Linked DNA regions of Homo sapiens: region 2 is linked to region 1. Evidence: chromatin contacts called from ENCODE Hi-C or POLR2A ChIA-PET data. All regions are on one chromosome and are shown on one strand. Each heading gives the region's core, a stretch centred on a gene start or an enhancer-like site at or near the end of the contact. The rest is flanking DNA. Distances are from core to core; before and after follow the strand shown.

Region 1 (6,975 bases), core at 3,438-5,937:
CGAGACTCTATCTCAAAAAAAAAAAAAAAATGTCTGGATGTGTCTGTGAGAGTATTTCTGGAAGAGATTAGCATTTGAATCAGTAAACTGAGCATTTGAATCAGTAAACTGAGTGAAGACTATTTGCCCTCACTGGCCAGGCGCGGTGGCTCACGCCTGTAATCCCAGCACTTTGGGAGGCTGAGGCAGGCAGATCACGAGGTCAGGAGTTTGAGAACAGCATGGCCAACAAGGTGAAACCGCTTCTCTACTAAAACTACAAAAAATTTAGCCAGGTGTGGTGGCGGGTGCCTGTAATCCCAGCTGCTCAGGAGGCTGAGGCAGGAGAATCACTTGAACCTGGGTGGCAGAGGTTGCAGTGAGTCGAGATCGTGCCACTGCACTATAGCCGGGCGACAGAGTGAGACTGTCTCAAAAAAAAAAAAAAAAAATTTGCCCTCACCAAGCATGCAATCTGCTGAGGGGCCCATTGGAACAAAAAGGTAGAGAAAAGACAAATTATTTCTTCTAAACTAGAATATCCATCTTCTGCTGCCCTTGGACATTGGACCACCAGCTTTTCTGGTTCTTTAGCTTCTAGAAGGCAAGAACTTTTTGGCCTCCATAATTATTGCATGAGCCAATTCCCATAACAAATCTTCTCTTTATCTATCTATCTATTTTTCTTTTTTTTTCTTTTTTTTTTTTGAGACAGAGTCTCACTCTGTCACCCAGGCTGGAGTGCAGTGGCACGATCTTGGCACACTGCAACCTCTGCCGCCCAGGTTCAAGCAATTCTCCTGCCTCAGCCTCCCGAGTAGCTGGGATTACAGGCGCCCGCCACTGCACCCAGCTAATTTTTGTATTTTTAATACAGACAGGGTTTCACCATCTTGGCCAGGCTGATCTTGAACTCCTGACCTTGTGATCCACCTGCCTGGGCCTCCCAAAGTGCTGGGATTACAGGAGTGAGCCACTGCGCCCGGCCTATCTATCTATCTATGTATTTATCTATCTATCTATCTCCTATTGATTCTGTTTATCCAGAAAACCCTAATAAGATAAGAGAAATGCAACTTAAAACTTCAATAAGATGAATTCTTTACCTATCTGATTTGCAAACAACAAATGTTTCTAATCATTGGCAAGGATATAGAGAAATCTTTTTTAAAACAATTATTTGTAAAAATTTATTCAGTGAGTTTGTAAGGTGACTAGATAGGGAAATGCTAGTTGCTGCATCAAATAAACTTCGTCATTTCATTTACTTAATACAACAGAATTTTTTTTTCTTGCACATATAATAATCTAGTGCCAGATTTCCTAGTGGTAAGAGCAGGTAAGGAAAGAGGAAAAGGTAGGGATGGAGGTCTGATCCATGAAGTCATTTAGGGACCTATAGGTTGATGGTGACTTTGTCCTCTTCAACATGAGGCTTTCAAGGTTGCCCTGAGTATCAACATCCACCAATAAAAGCAGAAAAAGTATGGAGAGGGGTACATGGGAAGTTTTAATGAGGCAGAATATAAGACGATAATGAAAGAAATTTGGAGAATTGATTGAAATTAAAACATACATGCCCTTTGATGCAGGCCCTTTAAGGAATTTATACTACAAATATACATATAGTGTGCAGAATGAGGTCTATACAAATATATTCACTAAAATATTGTTTTTAGGCCGGCATGGCAGCTTACACCTGTAATCCCAGCACTTTGGGAGGCCAGGGGCAGGGAGGATCACCTGAGGTCAGTTCGAGACCAGCTTGGCCAACAGGGTGAAACCCCATCTCTACTAAAAATACAAAAATTAGCTGGGTGTGGTGGCACATGCCTATAATCCCAGCTGCTTGGGAGACTGAGGCAGGAGAATCACTTGAACCCAGGAGGCGGAGGTTGCGGTGAGCCAAGATCGCATCACTGCACTCCTGCCTGGGTGACAGTGAGAATCTGTCCCAAAACAAAAAAATTGTTTTTAGTAGCAAAGACATTAAACAACATAAATATCCATAGTAGGTGACTGATTAAATATATTATGCTACATGCATACAATGGCCATTTTAAGAATTTTAAAACTATTGTATTATCATAAATATTTATATAAATTATAAAGAATTATAGTTATATATGTACTGATAGGAAATAATCTCCAAGAAATATTTTTAGATGGAAAAACAACATGTAGAACAGTGTGGGTCTTATGCTATCCCTTATACGAGAAAGGAAAAAATATATACAGACCCGTATGTGTTTGTATATGCACACATTACCTTTGGTGGGATATTCAAGGAGCTGGTACTAATGGTTGCCTCTGAGAAGGTGATCTTGGAAGCAAGGGACAGAGATGGGAAGAAGCCTTTCCACTGTACACCTTTTTGTAGCTTTCAAAAAATTTTTTTCTTTTTTTTTTTACTGTGTGCAGCCTAGTCAAAACATAAAATAATTAAAAATAAATTAAAATATCAGAGAACAATAATATGGAAGATGATGGGAATTAGGCAGAAAAAGCATGATGAGGATTAGTCAAAAAGAGGGTAAACACATTTTAAACTTGAGCTATTTTAAAGACGGGATAATATTTCTGTTTTGTTTTTTTTTTTTTTTTTTTTTGAGACCGAGTCTTGTTTTTGTTTCCCAGGCTGGAGTGCAGTGGCATGATCTCGGCTCACTGCAACCTCCGCCTCCTGTGTTTAAGCAATTCTCCTGCCTCAGCCTCCCAAGTACCTGGGATTACAGGCGCCCGCCAACACACCTGGCTAATGTTTGGTATTTTTAGTAGAGATGGGGTTTCATCATGTTGGTCAGGCTGGTCTCAAATCCCTGATCTTAGGTAATCCACCCGCCTCAGCCTCCCAAAGTGCTGGGATTACAGGCGTGAGCCACTGTGCCCAGGATAACATTTTAAGGTAACCACTAAAAGAATAGGTATAGGCAGGGTGTGGTGGTTCAAACCTGTAATCCTAGCACTTTGGGGAGGCCGACATGGGCAGATCACTTGAGCTCAGGAGTTCAAGACCAGCCTGGGCAACATGGAGAAACCCCGTCTCCACAAAAAACACAAAAATTAGCAGGACACAGTGGTGAACGCCTGTAGTCCCAGCTACTAGGGAGGCTGAGGTGGGAGGATCACCTGAGTTCGGGAAGTCAAGGCTGCAGTAAGCCGAGATCAAGCCACTGCCCTCCAGCCTGGGCTACTGGAGTAAGACCCTGTCTCAAAAGAAAAAAAAAATAGGTAACAAATGTACAGTAATTCTAGGGTGGGCGTGGTGGCTCACACCTGCAATCCCAGCACTTTGGGAGGCCAAGGCGGGTGGATCACTTGAAGTCAGGAGTTTGAGACCAGCCTGGCCAACGTGGTGAAACCCTGTCTCTACTAAAAATACAAGTTAGCCAGGGGTCATGGTGCGCACCTGTAATCCCAGCTGCTTGGGAGGCTGAGGCAGGAGAATCGCTTGAACCTGGGAGGTGGAGGTTGCAGTGAGTGGAGATCGTGCCACCACACTCCAGCCTGGGCGACAGAGTGAGACTCCATTTCCAAAAAAAAGAAAAAAGAAAAAAGAAAAAAAAGTATAACAATTCTAAAATAGAGAAAGGGTGAAGAAAAGTTAATGATTTCAACAGAAGGCAAAAAGGAAGAAACAAAAAGCAAAGGTAAGACTGGTAGTAATAAATTAAAATACATCAGAAATCACAATTAATGTGAACTGATTAAACTCACAAGTAAAAGACAAGATAATTTCAGATAGGCCTCTTTAGATTAACCAGCCGGCCAAACACCAGAGATATGAGAAAGGTCGTGTTAGATTAGACCATTCAGTCCCAACCAAACTGGCCCAGACCGAAAGAAACCATTCAGCCAACTCACAGAATCATAACAAACAATACATGTTTTTTTTGTTGCTTTTGCATGATTTGTTATGCAACAAAAATGATCTGATAGAGTTGGGATATTAAAATTTATTTTAAAATACTTCTAATAGTTTTATGCCACTGAATTTGAAAATCTTAAAAAAAGATAATGTTCTAGAAAAATATTAATTCCAGAAACAGATTCAAAAAGAAAAATATGAATGAAAATACAATCATTAATCTAAAACAAGTCCTCATTTAAAGTACTAGGTTTAGTGTTTTATAGGAGATTTTTAAAAAGCCAAACTTCAAATAACAATTAATCTTCCAGAGAATTAAAAAGGAGGGAGAAGACACAAACTGGTATAACTGGTATAACTTTGATACAAAATTACACAAAGACAGCAAGGAGAAAGAAAAACTAAAGGTCAATACTGCTGATAAACATTTACGTAAAATCCCTAAACAAAATGTTAGGAAATAAAATCAAGCATGTAAATACACATATAGAAAACATATACATACATGTGTGTGTATGTATGTTTATAGATGTATCATGATCAAGTAGGCTTTATAGCAGAAATGCAAAACAGGTTTAACAATGAGAAAATCTGTAATATAATTCATTATTCTCGTTAAGAGATTTAAAAAGCAAAGCTATATTAACGTCTCAATAGGTGCAGAAAACGTAAACAAACGATAAACCCCTTGGAAGACTACGAATAGACAGAAACTCCCTAATGTGAAGGAGAATACTGTGAAATTTATTTGACTTTTAGTTTTCGGTTTCTTTCCTGCATTTGCATTTTCTCTTCTCTATCACTGGAGGGCTGGAAGGCTGACAACTACATTTCCCATGTTCCCTTGCTGTGGTTTGGTTCAATTCTGTCAGTAGGAGACAATGGTGGGGATTTAAAAGGTGGCAAAGGGAGAGAATCCATTTGTTTTCTTCTGCAGCAGCCTCTAGCAGCAGAAATAGCTGTGCTGCAGCTGCTCAGAAGCACAGACTTCCTGGGCTTGGAGTGACACCATTTTTCACTTTTTTGCCCCTTCGCCTTTTCAATAATTTTGTAATTAATTCCCCGAGCTAACTTTCCTGTTTGAAATACTTAAGTGGTTTACATTTTCAAAAATTGGTTAATAATTGAAATAGGTATCCAGTAAACTGCAACAAACATCATTATGAGTGGTGAAACAGTAGAAAAATTTCCTTTGAAGACAAGTACAGGACAAAGATGCCTGCCCTTAATGCTTTCCAGTGAACATTGTACTGGAAGCCTTAGATTCAGCAATAGGACAAGCCCAAAGGAAATTATGCGAAATTAAAAGGAGGCGACAGAATTGTCATTAGAACAAGTAGGATGCTCAGCAACCTTCTAGTGCTTCTGGGTACTAGATCATTAAATAAAATCAATACCATGCTTATAAATGATATTGGAAAGGTTTTATTTCTTAAATGAAAAGAAAGGATATTCAAAGAAAACATGGTAAAATGATAGTGTTAAATCTTGGCTCTGTGTACATAGATAGATACCTGTTACAGTTTTCTTTTTTCTTTTTTTGAGACAAGGTCTTGCTCTCTCACCCAGGCTGGAGTGCAGTGGCGTAATCTTGACTCACTGCAACCTCTATATGCCAGGCTCAAGTGATCTTCCCACCTCAGCTCCCTGAGTAGCTGGGACTACAGGCTCGTGCCACCATGCGTGGCTAATTTTTGTATTCTTAATAGAGATGGGGTTTCCCCATGTTGCCTAGGCTGGTCTCAAACTCCTGGGCTCAGGAGATCCACTCACCTTGGCCTCCCAAAGTGCTGGGATTATAGGCATGAACCACTATGCCCGGCCTTTCTCTCTTCTTTATTTAAAAACAAACAAACAACCTACTTTAGGTCAGAGCTCCAAGTTTTCTTAAATTGCTAAAAAAACAATTACTGAGTAAATTAGCCAGGTGCATTGGCACCTGCCCATAGTCTCAGCTACTTGGGAGGCTGAGGCGGGAGAATTGCTTGAGCCCAAGAGCTCAAGACCATTTCAGGCAACACAGTGAGACTCCCTTCTCAATTAAAATAATAATAATAATAATAACAAAAATAAAATTACATAGTAAATTAAATTACAGGCTACAGGAAGAAATTGTATAGGGTTAATTAATGTTCAGTTTATATTAAATAAAAGAAAAATAGGCTGGGTGCAGCGGCTCATGCCTGTAATCCTAGAACTTTGGGAGGCTGGGGTGGGAGGATCACTTAAGTCCATGAGTTTGAGATCAGTCTGGACAACATAGCAAGAACCCGATCTCTAAAAACACACATACACACACACACACACACCCCATAAGGTAATTATAAGTCTATGTAGTTTTTTAAATTTCTAGGAATGAGAGCCTGGTTCTCTCCATGAGAATGAGTTGATTTTGCTCCACACAGTAGCATTCTGGGACTTCAGAAACTTCAGGATATACTTCTGAAAGAACCTCAGGATTGTATTAGTCTGCTCCAGCTGCCCCAACAAAATACCACACACTGGATGGCTTAAACAGCAGAAATTAATTTTCTCAGAGTTCTAGAAGCTAGAAGTCCAAGATCAAGATTCTAGCCAATTTAGTTTCTGGTGAGAGCTGTCTTCCTGGCTTGCAGACAGCTGCCTTCTTGCTGTGTCCTCACATGGCCTTCCTTGGTGCATGTGCTCAAGGGAGCAAGTTAGCAAACTCTCTGTTGTTTCTTCTTATAAACCCATCCTTATGGTCACATAACCTCAATCACTTCCTCAGCGGCCCCTTACCAAATAGAGCCACACTGGGAATTAGGGCCTCAACATGTGATTTGAGGGGGACACAAACATTCTGTCCATGATGAGGATATACACCCTAAAAGACGGTAAGGAGCTAAAGCTGCTGGTATTTGCACTATAGGAAAAAATAATGTAATTTTAATTACTTTTAGAGTCATGTGTCTTTTATTGCAGGGAACAGAGCCTTGAGTAACTCACATAAAGGATATAAATCTCACAGAAGTCAAAGACTGAAGCCAGAATTCCAATGGACTTCATGGGAAATTGAAAGCCATCAGGACCAGAGTTGCTCTGTGTTTACTCTTCATTTTCTCTCTCTCTCTGTCTCTCTTTCTTTCTTGAGACAAGGTCTTGCTCTG
Region 2 (7,103 bases), core at 2,117-4,616, 170 kb before region 1:
TGTCCCCACCCAAATCTCATGTTGAATTGTAATTCCCAATGATGGAGGTGGGGCTTGATGGGAGGTGTTTGGGTCATTGGGGCAGATCCCTCATGGCTTGGTGCTGTCTTTGCAATAATGAGTTCTTGTGAGATCTGGTCATTTAAAAGTGTGTGGCACCTGACCAGGTGCGGTGGTCATGCCTGTAATCCCTGCACTTTGGGAGGCCGAGGCAGGTGGATCACCTGAGGTCAGGAGTTGGAGACCAGCCTGGCCAACATGGTGAAACCCCGCCTCTACTAAAAATACAAAAGTTAGCCAGGTGTGGTGGCACGTGCCTATAGTTCCAGCTATTCAGGTGCTGAGGCAGGAAAATCGTTTGAACTCAAGAAGCGAAGGTTGCAGTGAGCTGAGATTGCACCACTGCACTCCAGCCTGGGCAGCAGAGCAAGACTCCATCTCAAAAAAAAAACAAAAGTGTGTGGCACCTCCCCCACAACTCTCTCTCTTGCTCATGCTCTGGCCATGTGATGCCCCAGAAGCTGAGCAGGTGCTAGCACCATGCTTCCTATAAAGCCTGCAGAAGCGTGAGGCAATTAAACCTCTTTTCTTTATAAATCACCCAGCCTTGGGTATTTCTTTATAGCAATGCAAGAAGGCCTAACACAATGTGTTAACTATATTACTAACATCTCAGCTTCAATGTCACTGTCTCAGCACGGTGATATTTTAAACTACAATTCCTCTCCTACATCCCCAGTTATTTATCCAGAGCACTTACCATTTTCTAATCTGTTACATAATTCACTTTATTTGGCTTAATGTCTTTCTGCATCCCCCCACTAGAATAAAAACTCTTGGAGGCTTAAGAAATTTGTTCACTGCTGTATCCTCAGTGTCTAAACAGTACCTGGGCACATAATGCTCGATAAAAAATGTTTTGAATGCATGGTATCTTCCTGCTATTGAATGGTATCCATTTAATCATGCTTCTTGTAAACAGTTGTTCTAAAAATCTCTCATTGTTTGTTCTAATTTGGATAGAATGCCTTCTAGGTTGGCTTCAGACCTAGAAATCCTGAGATTTAATTTTATTACTGGATTTGTTCTCTATTCTTGCAGAGTGTTTTCAGGATGGGTGTGTGGAAAGTAAAGCCATTCATTGCTAGTGTAATCATCTTTATTCTGCCATCTTACTTCATTGAGAGTATGGCTGTAGACAGAATTCTAGTTCAAAATAATGTCTTCTCCAAAGTCTGAGGGAAGTGCCCCCTTTTATTCCAGACCACAGTATTGCTGTTGAGAAATCTGGTAATCTTCAAAAGTTGAAGGGATAATCAGAGAAATAATTATTTCCCAGAGCTGAATATGAGAGTCTTCAGAACAAAACGTCCTTGAGGGCTGTGAAGTGAGAAAGTATAAATGTAAAAACAAATTTTTTGAAATTTCAAGAGACTTTTTTTTAAAATCTTTTTCCTCTGAAGAGCATTTTCCTTGCTTTTTGTAAAACTCCCGTTAATCACAGATTGGACTGCCTGACCCTCTACTGTGTCCTTCACAGTAGAATGAATATTTCCTAGATTCTTTTGTTGTTGTTGAGACGGAGTGTCACTGTGTCGCCCAGGCTGGAGTGTAGTGGCACGATCTTGGCTCACTGCAACCTCCGCCTCCTGAGTTGAAGCGATTCTCCTGCCTCAGCCTCCTGAGTACCTGGGATTACAGATGTGCACCACCAAGCCTGGCTAATTTTTGTATTTTTAGTAGAGATGGGGTTTCACCATGTTGGCCAGGCTGGTCTCGAACTCCTGACCTTGTGATTTGCCCACCTCGGCCTCCCAAAGTGTTGGGATGACAGGCGTGAACCACTGTGTCCAACCCTTAGATTCTTTTTTTAAAAGAGATAGGGTCTTGCTATGTTGCCCAGGATGGACCCAAGTCCTGGGCTCAAGTGATCCATCTGCCTCACCCTCCAAAGTAGCTGGGACTACAGACATGCGTCACCATGCCCAGCTGATACTTTTCTAAAATGTCTATCTGATCATACTAGTTTCCTATAGGAATATCAGATTGAAAAGAGGGAAGAAGGGACAAAGGACTGCTTGTTTCTGTTTCTGGTTTTAGGAGTAACAGATCCTTCTATGCTATTGGCTTAGATGGTCTGTGGCCTTAATTCCATTGTGCACAGATTGGATGTGGCTGCATTTAGAGAGGGACAGTCGAGTCCCTTATTAGGTACACTTACGCTGTACCTATCCAGAGAAAATCAGGTGAGCAAAACCTACATACACTTGTGAAAAATGATAATAGGACACAATGGACATTATGGACATTGGAAAGAGATTGAACTTAAAATTACCCCATTTGGAATCTGGGTGGTTTTGCCAAAAGACAGAAGCAGAGTGGTTTTTACTTCCTTTGCAGTATTTCTGAAAAGTAAAAACAGTTTTTTGCAGAAACCCAGAAACAGCAGCTGAAATGTTTTACATACTCCCTAAGGAAGCAGCGCCCAGCAGATGAAGCCCTGCGGGAGAGCACAGCAGCAGCGGAGGCTCTGGGGGAAGGCGTGGTGTCTAAGGCAAAGGACTCTGCCAGCTTACATATTTATTTGAAAGACACAGACATAAAAAGGATGAATATGTTTATATAACTTAAAGCAATGGTTAAGAAATAGGTAACTAGGTGAGGCTCTGAAGATTTTGAAAGAAGTGTGTTACTTGCTTGCTGCTCCTTTAAGGGAGAAAAACAAAACAAAAAACATTCCCATAAGCCTAGGAATTCTTTCTGGGCCCCCAAGGCAGGTTCTCAGCTGCATTTAACTGTCTAAAGCTACTGAACTCATGAGTTCTAGTGAGTTGTAAAAGCTCTAATGAACTCCATAGCTTGGATTTACAAAATAGAAAATCTGGGGGTTAGAATGAAGCACCGGCTTTACTTTTCTGCAAAGATTACCTTCTAATGAGATGAAAATCAGCTTTCTTCAATACCAAGATCACCATTCTTTGAGAACTTCCTTATAAGGTCCCAGATCAAACACTTGATCTTACTCAGGGAGTAACTGTTTTCTTTAGTAAATGCAAAGATTTTTTTCTTCTTCTAGGCATCAAAGGCAAACCAGATACAACATTAAGATGATGGGCATTAAAAAGATGAGGTAGGGGTCAAAATGAGCCTAGAGGTTGCATATATCTACAATAAAGTTTTTTTTTTCCTTCCTGCATAGATGGAGCAGCTCATTGAAAAACACTTTTATTTTTTCAAAGATTCAGGGTCTTGCTCTGTCACCCAGGCTGAAGTGCAGAGGCACCATCGTAAGTCAAGCTCACTGTAACCTTGAACTCCAGGGCTCAAGGAATCCTGGGACAAGGTATCAAAGGCAAACCCTCATAGTCTGAGAAACACTATGAAAACCAAAAGTTAAGGTGCTACAACATAAAAAGTCAGATGAAGATGAGTAATTTAATGGTTTCATTCTTACTGGACCATTCTAGATGGAGACAAGTAGAAGGTAAAGTTTCAATGACTTCTTTTAAGTTTGTGTATAGTGTACTTTAAGCCGAGGGCACAGAATTTCCTTCGTCTTTATCAATTTTGTAGATGTTTGCGTCTTCATAAATATTAGCAATTTCTAGACTCTGATACTCTATTATTTTATAGATATTTCTTTTTGTGGTTATGTGCCCCTCCTTCAACATTTTATGCATATCCTTTAAAAACATAAGCTCACAATGTAATTGCTCTTGGTCTACCAACATCAGTTTCTTCAGATACTTTTTCATAGTTGGGATTGTCAGAATTTTATTTTGCAAAGAACTTCATTTTAAGCCAATTTCTTTTTAGAATCTTTGGATATGGGATAAGGACAAAAGTTACCAGAAGTTTTGAAATAGTCTTTCCTAATATTTGTCTTTTCTGTTTTTAGAATGTTTTGTGGCAATTCTCATAAAACAAAACCTAACTCACCTATTCTCAGTATTCGACCAGCAGAACACCTCACTTACCTGTGCACATGATCTAATGCAACGAAGAGTCCCTAACAGGTTACACCTGGTGAGTATGCAGACGTAGAGATCTTCTTTGTCTTAAAACAGGTTTTAGCTGTGGCACGGACATTTTGGACCCAATCAATCTTTGTGGTGGGGGCTGTCCTGTACATCACAGCATATTTACCAGCATCCCTACTTTCCACTCCCCAGAGCCTGCACCACCCCCTCCTCAAGCTGTGATGACCAAAACTGTCTCCTGACATTGCTCTAATGTCTCCATGGGGAGCAAAATCACTCCCTATGGGAACCAGTGTCATAAACCATTTTAGAGGCAAACTACAAACTAACTCCCCAAACTGTGATGGTGGAAATAGTCTATAACTTCCTAATACAGCAGCTGATCACTACATGACACTGCTAAGCACCTGAAATGTGGCTAAGTATGAGGAGAATTCTTAATTTAATTTCATTTTAATTAAGTCCTACATATACTATAAGGACAAGATGCTTCATCATGGAAAGCTGTGTAGATATCTGATACCTCTGTTAAAAATCATGTGGTTGATAGGCAATAAAAACTTACAGAAAGGGTTTCACCATGTTGTCCAGGCTGGTCTCAAACTATCCACCCACCTCCATCTCCAAAAGAGCTGGGATTACAGTTGTGAGTCACTGCACCAGGCATAAATGTTTTATTAGTCCTATTTCTATCCATTTAATTTTCATTCTGACTAGGTATTTGTTAAATTAAGAGGTGAACTGTGAAGTTAAAGATTACAATGATAGAAATTTAAATTCTCTTTTAAATCAAAAAGTTTTAAGTTGTTTTTTGCATGATAGGAATCATGACTGAAAATATAAGAATGCAAAAAAGGTGCTCTAACTGAATTCTGGTAAATAATTCCTTCCTTGAAAGAAAAGAAAAACTAAACAAAATTTAAAGGAAAGGCCAACCAGGATTGAAAGAAAACATTTATTGAATCAAAATCAATACTTTCTTTTTAGTATCTACAAGCCAACACAGAACTCATTTTATTCAAGAATGAACACAATGTACAAAAAAAGTATGCTTATATTATAAAAATATGTCAATTTTATCTTCTGGGTGCTTAGCAGAAGTCATTTTAAACAAAATCAAGGCAAACTTGTTCTCTATAATGAGTCTGCTATAATTTAACAACAAAGTGAAAGCTAATGTACTTACGAAGTATTTTTAAAGGCCCACTGATAATGCTGCACTGGAAATGCTAAACCCAATGTTAACTAAAGTCAACATTTCCGCTCTACGCTTACTGGCACCACTTCATGCCTACATCATGGGAAAGTACCTCTTTTACAGAATGCAGATCACTGCTAACAATCCACATGACTAAGTCTTCAGTTTCCCTTGCTTAACATTTGTTAGCATATATTTCAGCAAAGATTAACAGTATAATGAATGTTGAGTAGTAAAATCCTATTTAATTCGCTTCAATTTAAAAATGAGATATGCTGCTATGGGGAACAAATGACCTCTTGAGATTTACAACCCCCTTTATAAAAGTGGGAAAGCTGCCTCCCTAAAAAAAATTATGTCCAAGGTTAATACCGTATCTTTTTTTGTAGTTTTCTTATTTCTTGATTTTATTGGCACCTCCCAGGCACTTTGGCATGTGCTCCTGTATAAAGTGTAGTTACTGTGCCTGTAGAGTTAGTGGCAGCTGCAGAGTAGTTATAGGCTGACAAGTCCACTTTTGGCTTACCATGGAGATCTGCTCCAACACATGCTGGTCGTTGGAGCAGCAAAAAAAAAAAAAAAAAAAAAAAAAACAGCGATTTGGAAAAAGACTAAAATCATGAGTCAGGGAAAAGGATCACGGCTTCCCGTACTATTGTTCCAGGAGTTATATGACAAGTAGAAAAATTGTACTAATTTAAAGAGTCAGTCAAAATAGAAGTAGACTAAATAGCATGAGTGCTGATAATGCCAAGAAAATCCAATCTCTCTTCTAAAGAGCTTGCACACAGCACATAGCAATGTCCCTGGCCAAGAAACTGACCGTGCCTGGCTGAGCAGAATGACAACAGTACTCAGGCAAATTCCACAATGCAACATCCACTTGGTGAATCAGTGACAATGGATGAATTCAACTTACTTTAGAAGTTGTTATTAAACAAACTGCAAAATGTCTACTCCGAAGATGCAAATGTTTTTCCTTGGCAGATCCTCTCTGTGCTTGGGATTGACACAAAGGCTCAAAACTGCAAAATACAAAGATCAAGTAATCTGGTGCCCCGCTGTACTGGGTAAATTAAATTTTAAAAAGTGGAGGAGAAATGCTTTCACATTTTACCTACATAAACCTAATGTTTGTTCAGTTGCCTGTTTTGCAAGAATCTTGGACTAAGGTAAATGAAGGCAGAAGATAAAGTGATCCCTGTTCCTTTATTCCAAGTTAAAGTTTTTAATTAAGCCCCATTTGTTATATGAAATGTTAATCCTACCAAATGTAGTTAGATAGGCTTGAATTGGACATAGGATTTAAACAAACATTTTAATGAGAACACAAACCACTGACTCTGGCTTAACACCACACTCTAACAGAAAAGAAGAAACCTTTACAGAAATATTTGAAATATACAAAATTCGTGCAAGGACAAACATATTTTAGAACCTGAGCAAAGGCTTCGTACAGGTTGTTTTCACTGGCAATAATTCAGCCAGGTCGGTATGTATGTTGCTCTTGGCAACTGATGTGGCCCCTAAAATAATATGTAGAGCACAGAAAGGCCAGTGACTCTGGAGGTCTGCAGTTAGTAGTACAGGCCAGAAGTTCAAGAAACTGCTACTGGAAACAACTGGATACCATAACATTAAAAAGAAGTAAAAATAAAAGAATGAGTGCACAAAGAAACGAACAGCTAATTAATAAGATGAAGATGCTCAGGATTGGACTGGAGGAGAGTATGACCGCAACACTCAGATACATAACCACACCTGTAACCACACCTGTTTACAACCACAGGTCCTTGCTCTCAAAATAAATATATTGAACATTTACAACAGAATGAATGCCTTATGAATGCAAGCTTTTCTTTTATTGCAATTCTAATCAATCAATCAAACAGACCAAAAGGTCATACTTCTAAAATAAGCTACAA

What was found. A loop is a pair of places that touch in the nucleus more often than their neighbours do. ChIA-PET counts read pairs that join two places held with the same protein, here RNA polymerase II (POLR2A). Pooled maps may share reads with other maps.
Region 2: a pooled map shows a loop between it and region 1 (2.0-fold over the local background). The contact joins two enhancer-like sites. A Hi-C loop is called at or near these places in 1 of 168 maps with a recorded cell type or tissue (GM12878), 14 of 37 single-sample maps with no recorded cell type and 8 of 50 pooled maps. POLR2A ChIA-PET finds 5 or more read pairs at or near these places in 4 of 52 experiments (T-cell, activated CD4-positive, alpha-beta memory T cell, activated T-cell and 1 more).

The regions. Positions count from the first base shown.
Region 1 is chr5:131,228,348-131,235,322 of GRCh38, reverse strand. It overlaps a transcript of CDC42SE2 not described here. Among named protein-coding and RNA genes, the nearest start is that of CDC42SE2, 32 kb to the left of the region's middle. Within about 2 kb of position 4,687, at least 2 of the 41 ENCODE cell types and tissues checked have a DNase peak (open chromatin) inside an H3K27ac peak, as active enhancers do.
Region 2 is chr5:131,392,486-131,399,588 of GRCh38, reverse strand. LOC105379173 (a long non-coding RNA gene) reads left to right here. Exons shown (of 3, transcript XR_007058929.1): 3 at 1-4,949. CDC42SE2 (CDC42 small effector 2) reads right to left here. Exons shown (of 5, transcript NM_001375635.1): 5 at 4,917-7,103. Among named protein-coding and RNA genes, the nearest start is that of CDC42SE2, 130 kb to the right of the region's middle. RefSeq lists an enhancer at 3,367-3,566. Within about 2 kb of position 3,366, at least 2 of the 41 ENCODE cell types and tissues checked have a DNase peak (open chromatin) inside an H3K27ac peak, as active enhancers do.